2 separate regions of the Homo sapiens genome follow, and region 1 is linked to region 2. A link is a contact called in ENCODE Hi-C or POLR2A ChIA-PET data. All regions are on one chromosome and are shown on one strand. The core of a region is the stretch at or near the end of the contact, and the rest is flanking DNA. Distances in the headings are between cores, read along the strand shown.

Region 1 (5,584 bases), core at 1,649-4,148, 43 kb before region 2:
AAATGATACTGGAATTTCCCCAGCTGTCTCTCGCAAATGATAAATGACTCTCCTTTCTCTCTATACACACATTTTTAAAACTAAAATTTGAATATGTACTATATACATTTGCTACAAAAATTCAAAGACAAAAAGAGTATAGCATAAAGTGATAAGTACATTTCCTTTCAACAATGGGCCTCCAACTACTCCGTTTCTTTTCCTTGAAGCAATAACCACTTCTTTTTTTTTGAGACGGAGTCTCCCTCTGTTGCCCAGGCTGGAGTGCAGTGGCATGATATCAGATCACTGCAACCTCCACCTCCTGGGTTCAAGTGATTCTCCTGCCTCAGCCTCCTGAGTAGCTGGGATTACAGGTGCCCGCCACAATACCCAGCTAATGTTTGTATTTTTAGTAGAGAAAGGGTTTCACCATGTTGGCCAGGCTGGTCTCGAACTCCTGACCTCAAGTGATTTGCCCGCCTTGGCATCCCAAAGTGCTGGTATTACAGGCATGAGCCCCCGTGCCTGGCTGCAAGCACCACTTCTTGTGTATCTTTACAGGAGGGATAATGTACGCATATACAAGAGCATGAGTGTGTGTCTGTGTATTATTTTTTAAATGACCCATGCAGTCACAGTAACATATATAATGTTCAATACCTACTTTCCAAAACTTATTTTTAATAATTAGTAAATATAAAATATTTCTAAAATTGCATAAGGTTAAACAAAACTATCATATCATGAACCCCCATGCATCCACATGCCAGTTTAAGAAGGAAGAATAGGCTGGGTGTGCGGTGGCTCATGCCTGTAATCCCAGCACGTTGGGAGGTGGAGGTGGGTGGATCACTTGAGGCCAGGAGTTGGAGACATGCCAGACCAACATGACAAAACCCCATCGCTACTAAAAATACAAAAAAAAAAAAATTAGCTGGGCGTGGTGGCGGGTGCCTGTGGTACCAGCTACTTGGGAGTCTGAGGCAAGAGAATCGCTTGAACCTGGGAAGTGGAGGTTACAGTGAGCAGAGATCAAGCCACTGTACTCCAGCCTGGGCAACAGAGTGAGACTCCGTCTCAAAAAAAAAAAAAAAAAAAAAGAAGATGAGAGAATATTACTATTACTTTTTGAATCCCCCATGTGCCCTCTCTAATCTCGTTTTCTCTCCTGAGGTAACCACTCTCCTTGATTTTGTGCTTATTAATTCCTTGCTTGTAGTTTTACAATTTTTTTTCCCCCTAAACAACATGTTTAATGTTTCATACAGTTTAATGAATTATATTAAACTTCATATAAATGGAATCCAATCTTATTACATGTATGTTTCCACAGTTTGTTTCTCTTGCTCAACATGACTGTTTAAGATTCAGATTGTTATAATTTATTTATTTTTCATGGCTGTATAGTGTTCTCAACATTTATTTATTCTACTCTGGACACAGATTTCTAGAAGTTTGTTGCTGTTTTGTTTTCTTATAAATGGCACTATGAACATTTCTGTCACCTGGGGAAATGAGCAAGAATTCCTCTAGAATCTGTTAATAAGTAAAACTGGTAGGTTATAAGGTTCATACACATCTTTAAATTTTATTAGATAATACCAAATTGTTTTCCAAAGGGGTTATGTCCGAATTCACTTTTCTCCCAGCAGTGTATAAGGGTCCCACTTGCTCTACATATTCTTGCCAATACCTGATACTGTCTGTGCCTGGCAATTTTACTTAATAACATATAATAGAGAATCTTACATATTAGCATATACAGGGCTGCCTCATCCTGTCTAAAGGGCTTCATAGTATTCTAGCATATAGATATACTGTATTTGTACAGTTGTCTATTGAGGCAACTCTCCAATATTTCCCTTTAATGGATTATTTCCAGTCTTTTGTTATTTCAAACAATAACAATGGACAGCCTAATTTATCGTTACGAAATTCATTTCACACATGAAACTATATCCGTAGAATAAATTCCTAGAAATAAAATTTCTGGGTTAAAGAGTATATGCATTTAAAATGTTCACAGATATTGCCAAATTATTCCACATATATATAGGAAAAAAACTCTCAAACCATGTTTTTTTCTGTCACACCACAGCAACACAGAAGGCTTTTGTGACCAAATGCGTGGGGTTTCTCCCCCACACACCAAGCAGTGGACACCAGCCAGGTGTCCTCCAATTCAATTCTGACACTGTCTACCTGGAGATAGTATCAGATCCCATGGGTTGATGGCTCAGTCCCCAAGACTGCCACCCACCCCATCCCAGACACCAGTCAGTCACAAGCCGGGGCCTCCAAAACTTCTGACTGGCTTCAAGTTGGGGTTCCCACAATCCCCTTTTTGGGTTTAATTAACTTGCTGGAACAAGTCACACAACTCAGTGAATCACTTATGCTTATTGATTTATTATTAATATAAAGGATACTACAAAGGATATAGATGAAGAGATGTGTAGGGTGAGGTATGGGGGAAGGGGCATGGAGCTGTTGTTGGTACTTCCCTTAATGAAGTACAAGAACTCTTTAAATATTAAGGAAATTAGCCATTTGTCTGTGGTTTGACCTATTGATATTTTAGCCTAGTTTGTTATTTTTCTTTTGTTTATGGTAGATTTTTTTTGTATGTAGAAATTTTATTTTTCTGTAGAGTCCTTTTTTTTTTGGAGATGGAGTCTTGCTCTGTCGCCCAGGCTGGAGTGCAGGCACCATCTTGGCTCACTGCAACTTCTACCTCCCAGGTTCAAGTGATCCTCCTGCCTTGGCCTCCTGAATAGCTGGGATTACAAGTGTGCACCACCATGCTCGGCTAATTTTTGTATTTTTAATTAGAGATGGGGTTTCAACATGTTGCCAGGCTGGTCTTGAATTCCTGACCTCAAGTGACTCACCTGTCTTGGCCTCCCAAAGTGCCGGGATTGCAGGTATGAGCCATCGCGCCCAGCCATAGAGTCAAATTTAATAATCATGTCTTTTATAGCTTCTAGGTTTTGTACCATACTTTTGGAAAGGTCTTCTCTTACTTCAATAGTAAATTACTTGTGCATATATTAAACACAGCAGTTGTCAGACTGGACTGCACTAAAAAATGAACTCTCAGTTTGAGTTTTCTCTACAGTAGGTTTCTCAACCTCAGCAGCATTCACTTTTTTTTTTTTTTTTTTCTTAAGAGACAGAGTCTCACTTTGTCACCCAGGCTGGATCATAGCTCACTGTAGTCTCAAACTTCTGGGCTCAAGTGATCCTCCTACCTCATCCTCCCAAGTAGCTAAGACTTAGACAATCCTGACACAGGCATGTACCACCACATCCATCTACTTAAAAAAATTTTTTTAAGGAGATGGGGTCCCCCTATGATGATTTCAAACCCCTGGCCTCAAGTGATCCTCCTGCCTCAGCCTCCCAAGTAGCTGGGATTAAAGACATAAGCCACCACACCTGGCCCACTACTAACATTTTGGACCAAATAATTACTTGTTGCTGGGGTTGTCTTGGGCACTGTAGGATGTGTAGCAGTATCCCTGGCCTTTACTCACTAGAAGTCAGTAGCACTCTCTCCCTCTAACAGCTGTGATAATCAACATGTCTTGAGACATTGTCAAATGTCCCTGGGAGATGGAGTGGCCAAAACTGTCCCTAGTTGAGAATCTCTGCTCTAGAAACAGGTTTACCTTCAATACTTCCTTCTATTCATAGAAATGATCAGACCTAACCAATTGTATTTAACCTGAAAGGTATCTCTAAAACATTGGAACTATTTTTTTTAGTTTAATATTTTAAATTAAAGTACTTGGTGCTGACAATTCTTTTGTACAGTTCTGTCTCTAGCTTTAGAATAGCTTAAGAGCAGCCATTACCTCATGTCCAATGGAATTAATCAAGTATGTTATTTAAAGACCACAAAACAGAATGTTGACAGAGGAACCCAGGCAGGATCCAAGTCAATTCACTCCACTTACTCTAGCTTAAGAAGGGTTTTCCTTTTAATTTCCAAAATTAAAGTCAGTTTTGAAATGATACTTCCACAGAGTGCTTACTTTCCAAGGTGAGCTCTCCAACCATGGCATGGATACAACAGCCACGATAATGAAGAGTGTGTAGTAATGGTGCAGGAATAGATACATCAATCAACAATACGGAATCAAACACCCCAAGAGAGCTAGGATATATAAGATGGCATTACAAATCAGAGGAAAGAATGGATTATTCAGTAAACTGTTTTAGGTAACTGGCTTAACATTTATAAAAGAATTAAGATTCCCACTTATTACCATGCAGCAAAATAAGATGGCAAATTAATATAAAAATTAAAATCATAAAAAGGAAAATATTCTAGTTGACTTTGTGGTCTTAGGAATAGGGAAAACTTTTCTAGGTATACATACAAAGTCAGACTATAAAGAAAAATACCATAAATTTAAAGGTAAACAATAACCTCTGTGCAATACACATGAAGGGGTAATAGTCTTTATATGTGATACCTTTCAAATCAACAAGAAACCTAAAATCAAAATTGAAAAATGGAGAAAAATATGAATAAGCAATTCATATAAGATGGCATACAGAACATCAAAAGTATATACATTTTTAAAAATTCAGTCTTTCCAGTAACCAAAGAAATGAAAACCACCAGCCTGGGCAACATAGCAAGACCCTATTTCTATAAAAGGATTTTTAATTAGCTAGGCATGGTGGCGCATACCACCATGTAAGACGGAGGTTACTCAGAAGGCTGAGGCAAGAAGGTCACTTGAGCCCAGGAGATTAAGGTTATAGTGAGCCATGATCATGCCACAGCACTTCAGCCTGGGCTACAGAATGAGAACCTGGTTTGTTTGTTTTTTTAAAGCAAACCAAGAAAACTTCTATATTTTGACTATTAACGTGGCAAAAACTAAAAACAACAGCAAGAAACACAGGTTGGGGAGCTCAACAAAATACTCTCCAGTAAAAACATAAATTTCTATATGTATTTCCTCAGCGCAATTTGGCAACACATATTAAAACCTTTAAAAATGTTAATATCCTCCCACCCAGTATATATATAGGAATTTAGAATACAGCAGAGATAGCATCAAGAAATATCAGGGGAGAAAAAGGGCTAGTTAATGAAGAACACGGGGGCAACCGGTTATAGTGAGGAAAACATAAAGCTAGATACTTATTTCAAATTATGAACAAAAATAAATTCAAGAGGCTTTACAAAGCTAAACATAAAAAAGAGAACTATAAACGTGGAGTAGGAAAGTCTTTTCAATGTAAGAAAGAAAACCCTGAACCCATAAAGAAAAAAACTGATCCACAAAATTTTAAACATCTTTGTCAAAAGAAACCATAAATAATAATGAAAAATAAATTTGAAAAACAACGTGAGACTGGGAGAAAATATTCACAACTATATAACAATATCTGGAATACATGACTAGGTACCAAACATTAATAAGAAAAAATTTAAAACCTCAAAAGATTAAATATGTGGCCAGTAACATGAAAAGATGTTCAACTTAATAAAGAAATGCAAATTAAGACAAAATACCATTTTTGGGGCCATCAAATTTTCAAAAGCTAAAAAGATTTATACTATCCAGCACTGGAAAAGATA
Region 2 (6,488 bases), core at 2,143-4,642:
GCTATTCGACTGAACAATCCATTAGTTTTTATTCATTTTCACTCTTTATCCAGCTGACACTCCATAAGCCATCATTACAATACTTTGGCCACTATCCTAAATACCTTGGCTGCTCTGTCATTTTGTTGCAATGTATCTGGCAAACCCCAACCTTGAATGAAGCCTTCACATTATTCTTTATTATTCATTATTGTATATGAGGCTTTTACATTATTCTTGATGTTTCCTTATTTCCAAGAACACTTGGAAAATTCACCTACCTTAGTACCAAAATGACATAGCACTACTAGAAAAGGTCAAGAGGGCAGATAGGTTATCACACTGTATGTTCATGACCATCAACTTCCACGACGCATCAGTGCTGCTAGACAAACCTACTTATCACCGTTGGCAAGCTTTCTCTGCAATTATTTCGAACAGTTTCTATTTCCTCAGACCTTGGACATCCATTGCTCCTATCTCCATGGCAACTCACAGCCAATTTTGCCTCCAAATTTTAAAGAGTTATACTCATTCTATCCTTGCTTTCTTCTGAATACAAGAGGAGCTTGCCCTTTTTTTTTTTTTTTCTGTTTTCTTTTTAAGACGGAGTACCATTCTGTCGCCCAGGCCAGAGTGCAGTAGCGTGATCTTGGCTCACTGCAACCTCCGCCTCCCAAGTTCAAGCAATTCTCTTGCCTCAGCCTCCCGAGTAGCTGGGATGACAGGCATGCACCACCGCGCCCGGCTAACTTCTTTGTATTTTTAGTAGAGACAGGGTTTCATCATGTTGGCCAGGATGGTCTCAAACTCCTGTCCTCAGGTGATCCGTCCGCCTTGGCCTCCCAAAGTGCTGGGATTACAGGCATGAGCCACCACGCCCGGCTATGCCCTTTTCCATCTTAGGAACGTTATGCTATCACTTATCTTTCTTCTCTTTTATATGTAACAATTCTTCTCTTTCAACTATATCTTTTGCATGGTCATTTAGTCTATTTTATCTATTGGGATTCTATCTAAAACTTCTTTGTAAAAAGATTCCTTCTGCTACAGCACCGAAACCCCTTTTCCCCTAAGTACGTGAAGCCTGAAAGTCTCATAAAAGGAGTCAATACACATGTAAGTAGGATAAAAACATCAACAGGTCACGAACTGGATGTCATACATGTAACCGTGTTAAGTTGTCGGGCAGCAACAATATTTTCATAAACAAAGCCCATAGTACCACCAAATTCGAAACCATCCTGATTCTTCATATCTTTTACAATTAAGAGTTCTGCTAAAACTCTATGGGCAAGAAAAGTAGCAGAATTTTTAGAGTGTTATTTTAATAACCAGTGAATATGACAGCATGATTTTGTGTTACTAGGTCTAGATTGGGGGAGAGAAGGGAGGGAGGAGGAAGCAACAAATGTCCCAGCTACCACTTTTTTTCTAAGAGCTAAAAATATTGCAGGATAAATACAGAACCATAAGTAATACTTAAAAATTAAGTTTTGACAGCACAGTGATGCTTTTCTTTTTCTTTTTTTTGAGACAGAGTCTCGCTCTGTCGCCCAGGCTGGAGTGCAGTAGCGCAATCTCAGCTCACTGCAACCTCTGCCTCCCGGGTTCAAGCGATTCTCCTGCCTCACCTCCTGAGTAGCTGGGATTACAGGTGCACGCCACCATGCCCGGCTAATTCTCTTTTTTTTTTTTTTTTTTTTTTTTTTTTTTTTTGTATTTTTAGTAGAGACGGGGTTTCGCCATGTTGGTCAGGCTAGTTTCGAAATCCTGACCTCCTGATCCGCCCGCCTCGGCCTCCCAAAGTGCTGGGATTACAGGCGTGAGCCACCGCGCCCGGCCGCATTTTTATAAGAAATTATCCATGGAGGGAGCTTGACATTCCCAACCCTCCAAAAGTTCCTTCACCTGCACTGAACAAGCAGTTAAAAAACAAGACCATTCCTTAAATCGGAGCAGCTCTCCTGACAGCTGTTTACATTAATTAAGGTTTGGTCTCACAGGTCTGGGAGAGAGGGAGAAAGAGAGGCGGGGGAAGAGGGGAGGGAGAAGAGGTAACAGGGAAAGAAGTGGCCCAAGCTGAGAAAAATCTTGGAAGCGCATTCACCTGGGGTACCCTTCAGAAAGATGCCCGCCTCTTTCCCGAGGGCACCACCTTGCCTCTCCCGCCCACAGCTCCGTGGTGGTACAGCAAGCACTGCTCCCGCTGCCGGGCTGCCTGCAACTGTAATGTGTTATTTAATTTTGTAACTACTATTAAGAGCTCTCCAGCGTTTTTGTGATGCGCTGGAATGAAAGACGCTCCATAAAATGAGGTTTATTATTAGTAGTATTATAGCTCCCGGGCCTAAAATAAAGCAGAATTATAACCACATACACACTTCAAAGGGAAAATCCGAAGCCACAAGCTTCTCAAACATTGCCAAGCGGGCAGGGGATGGGCGGGGGCGGCGGTGCAGAGGGGCTCCAATCCGGCGCCCCCCACTCCCACCAACCCCACCAGCTCTCCCAGCACCCACCATTCACCCTGCCTGGTGGGGTCAGCGCCCGCAGCCCGGGCTCGCCCCCGGCCGCAGCTTCCTCTGGTGGTGGAGGGTCTGGGGTCGGACCTGATCCCTCTCGGCCTCCCCTCGCCCACCAGCTCTCTAGTGGCTCCCGCACTGCCCCGCAGGCTGCCTCACTCTCAGCCCTAGCCTCTCCGCCTGGTTTCTAATTCCCTTGCAGGAGCCTCAGTTTCCTCCCGTCTCCCACCTTGACTTTTTTTTTTTTTTTTTTAATCCAGAACGAAGCTCATTCCTCTGCGATCCCTCACATCGGAGGGCTGCTCCCCTCCTCCCCGGTCCGGGACTTGCCAGCCCAGCCCAGGTCTCCTCGGCCACTTTTCACCCGGCCTGGGGCGCCTCTCCCCTCAGCCCGGGGGTCCCGCTGGCGCCCGGCGGCTTCCTCTCCTCCATCCCTTTCCTCCGCGGCCCGGGTCTCCCCTCCGCCCCCGGTCTCCTCAGGCTAGCCTCCGGCCGGGACCCTCCACCCCGTCCTCTCCTCAGTCCGGGTCTCCCCTCTCTCGCGTCGCCCTCAGCCAATCCCCCGCCCGGCCCGGCGCGCCAGCGGCTCACCCGCAGACTCCCCGGTGTTGATCCAGTCCGGGTTGGCGATGCTGGCGATGGCGAAGATATCGGCGGCCAGAAAGAGACATCCTGAGATGATGGTCAGTTTATCCATCTCCCCGCCCCGCTCCCCCCACCCCCCGAGCCCCGGACAGGCAGCGGCCTCACGCCTCCCGCCCCATGGGCCGCCGCCGGGGCCCGGAGTCCCCGCGCCGCTGCCTCGCGCCCCCTCGGCCCCCGCGCGCCGCTCGCGCCCTCCGCGCGCCCGGGACCAGCAGCCGCGGCGCGGCCCGCACAGACGGAACCGCCGCCCGCCCCGGAACTGCTCGGCCCGCCCGCCCCTCACCCGGAAGCGAAGCCGCGGCGTTGGCGAGGCCGGTCCCGGCTCCCCAGCCGCCGCGCCCCAGCTCCGTCCTCCCGGCTCGGCCGGCCGCCCTGGGCCCCTCCCCGCACCGCCCGCCTCTACGTTCTGGACCCGGACCCGACCGGCCCGGCTCCGGTCCCTGCCCGGGTCCCGGTCTCTTCTGGCAGGCCACGCCACCTCTTGGCTTTCTGCCCACTAATAAGATTGTTGATGTTGATGACTGGGCACAGGCTGCGGCCCCTCCTGAGCCCCTCAGAAGCAAAACTGGAATGAGAGTGGGGAGCTGCCCGTCTTCCAGCAGGAGGCGGGCCCCGACTCCCGCCGAGCGACTCCGGGCCCCGCGCGGTCCCTGTCACCTTGTATTCTCATTGCCCGTTCCGCGGCCGTCAGCTCCCAGGATTGCCCCATTTAGCAAATAGCTTTCGACAACCCCTCTTCGTCAGACGTTGTAGGTGCAGAGGTGCTGGAGTGGACAGAGGCAAGGCGCCCGCTCTTGGGGAGCTCACGTTCTGGTGGGAAGAGACAGAAACACATTAAGAACCTATCTGTAAAATAAAGATAATTTCAGGTGCAGATCCCTGAATTCAATGGAGGTCAGTGTGATGGGAGTCGGAGCGATACCTGCGATAGGGAAGGATGCATTTCCGCTGAGACCATCACGATCGTAAAGATCTGCACTTTGAAGACCTGGCGCAAGACCAGACAGAGGGAACAGCCAATGCAAAGATCATTAGGGGAGGGGGGCAGAAAGAGATCAGCGTGTCCAAGGAATTGCAAAATGGCCTGTGTGGCAGGAGAGTAGTATGACAAGAGGTAGGCAGAGGCTAGGTGTAGGGCTTTGGGGGCCTTGGATTTTGTTCTGAGTGCAATGAGAAGGCAATGGAGGGTGTTTGCAGAATCCCATGATCTTACTTAATCTGTGAAGATCCATAGTGTAGCTTGTATGGGGGAAAGGCAAAGATGACAACAGGGACGCCAGTTAAGAGGCCAAGTAGTCCACGAGAGAGAAGTGTAGCTTTGGCTAGGGTGAGAGTAGTGAAGATGGAGAGGAATGGACAGATTTGGATGTTTTGTAGATAGAGGGAAGGACCTGCTGATAATGGGGAAGGAGTTGAAAGAGAACTCAAGAATAAGTTTTTGACCTGAGCAACCAGGTGTTATGATCCCGTTTACTGAGTTGTGTGTGCAGCGTCTTAAGTTGGATGAATAAACAGGAAAATAAGGCATTTGCATAATTTGTCAGCATATGCTATGGTGGAGGTTTTCTTTTCTTCCACAGCTCATGGGCCGAATCACCACTAACCCTGACGTTTGATCCAGCTCTCCCTAATGGTACTCCGTGCAGCAGATGGAGATGAAACACTCATTTTCTCCTTAAATGCCACATAGGTCGTCTCTAGAAGGACCTAGAAGAGTGACATCTGTCTCTATTTTTGGAATGCTTACATGTCCACAAAATTCAGGAGGTTTCAAATTCCACCAAATCCAACAGCCTTGCAGAAATGTGCAACAGAGTATCAGTGTCACTACATAGCTGGGAGAAGGAAGGGTTTGATTGCTGGTCTATATTGACTTTTCTGTCCAAACATTGGTCTCTTGGGGGAAAGGTTTTTTTTTTTTGTTATTATACAATTTATTTTTCCTCTGCCACAGAAATTGACACAAGATAATTCATATACTCCAAGGATCCAGATATAATGCATATCACATTACTGCAATAGTCTTCAGTTTCTTTTTTCTTTTCTTCTTTTTTTAAATAAGTACTGGAGAAATTTAATTGAGTCATATTTGGCTTCTTGTTGGGGTTTTCTATTGCCCAGTGATAGAAGAAACTGTAACTATACAGGACTAAATTCCCAGATAATATCCACTGATGTTCTCTACTGGCCAGCTTAGAAGAATCCTAGGGCTGAATGTTTGAACAGTTTGCACATATTCTAACTCCAGCTGAATAGAATGATGATGATTGGGTTCTTGTGTTTACAATAAATACAAGTAGCCAAGCGTGGTGGTTTGCACCTATAATCCCAGCTACTCCAGAAGCTGAGGTGGGAGGATCACTTGAGTCCAGCAGTTCAAGACCAGCCTGGACAACACAGTGAGACCCCTGTCTCTAATAAATAAAATAAATAAATAATACAGTTCTTCCTTTTACCCTTTACAAATGGTTCTGGGTCTAAGATTAAAGCACAAGAACAACCAGTATTGAGTTAAAAGAATTTAAAACATTTTTATCATACTAATGGCTGCACATCAGTACAGAGAATAGTCACCTATCCCAAACCTTCCTACCATCCAGAATGGGAGGTGGGGTTGGCAGGGGCCAAACTGTTTACAGATTTCCCATTAATCCCTCTTTTTATCCCTATAGCTCTTTTCTTTTCTTTCTTTCCTTTTTTTTTTTTTTTTGTCAGAGATAGGGTCTCACTATGTTGTCCACGCTGGATTTCAACTTCTGGCCTTAAGTGATCCTCCCACCTCAGCCTCCCAAGTAGCTGGGACTACAGGCCCACACCACTGTGCCTGGCTGGTGTTTCAGAGTCCCCAGTCTCTGAGGTCTGCAGGACAGATCAGTCCCCTTCTCTCTGTATCTCAGTCTAGATTTTAGCAGAGGCAAACCCTAAGGGTTTGGGAGAGGTGATGGAGTGAAGCAGAGAGAATACAGAACTATGTTCTAGTTCCTGCCCTGCTCCTGACTTGACCTTGGGAAAGCCATGTCACCTCTCTGGGCCTTTTACCCCCATCTGGCCTAACAAGACTCCTGGCCTCGGTGACAGAAGCGTCCCATCCTCTCACCCACCCCTAAGCAGAGCAGCTGGGACTTTTCAGAAATGAGCCACAAGACTCCTTATGGCAGAAAGCCTTGGGGACCCAGAAGAACATAGAAGGCTTCCAGGAGGGAGATATGCTGTGCAGCCTGAAGTCATAAACAGCCATTCTGCAGCTGTTAAAGGGCCATGAACATGGCATGCTCTATTGTGATGGATGGCAGGCCTTGGCCAGAAGAGGCTGAATCCAGATGGGACCACGGGCAAAGC

Evidence for each region. Hi-C counts contacts between places; a loop is a spot of excess contacts on that map. ChIA-PET counts read pairs that join two places held with the same protein, here RNA polymerase II (POLR2A). Pooled maps may share reads with other maps.
Region 1: a map of GM12878 shows a loop between it and region 2 (3-fold over the local background). The contact joins the enhancer-like site here to the promoter of MOSMO in region 2. A Hi-C loop is called at or near these places in 11 of 168 maps with a recorded cell type or tissue (GM12878, GM23248, HAP-1 and 8 more), 3 of 37 single-sample maps with no recorded cell type and 9 of 50 pooled maps. POLR2A ChIA-PET finds 5 or more read pairs at or near these places in 22 of 52 experiments (A549, A673, BJ and 18 more).

The regions. Positions count from the first base shown.
Region 1 is chr16:22,048,450-22,054,033 of GRCh38, reverse strand. The region is part of intron 1 of MOSMO (modulator of smoothened); the gene reads right to left. Among named protein-coding and RNA genes, the nearest start is that of VWA3A, 41 kb to the left of the region's middle. RefSeq lists an enhancer at 1-66. Within about 2 kb of position 2,898, at least 3 of the 41 ENCODE cell types and tissues checked have a DNase peak (open chromatin) inside an H3K27ac peak, as active enhancers do; they include HCT116, PC-9 and mammary epithelial cell, where a contact is called at or near this core.
Region 2 is chr16:22,005,015-22,011,502 of GRCh38, reverse strand. It overlaps MOSMO (modulator of smoothened), which reads right to left and starts at 3,392. Exons shown (of 3, transcript NM_001164579.2): 1 at 3,096-3,392. The coding sequence starts at 3,201. RefSeq lists a silencer at 3,361-3,600.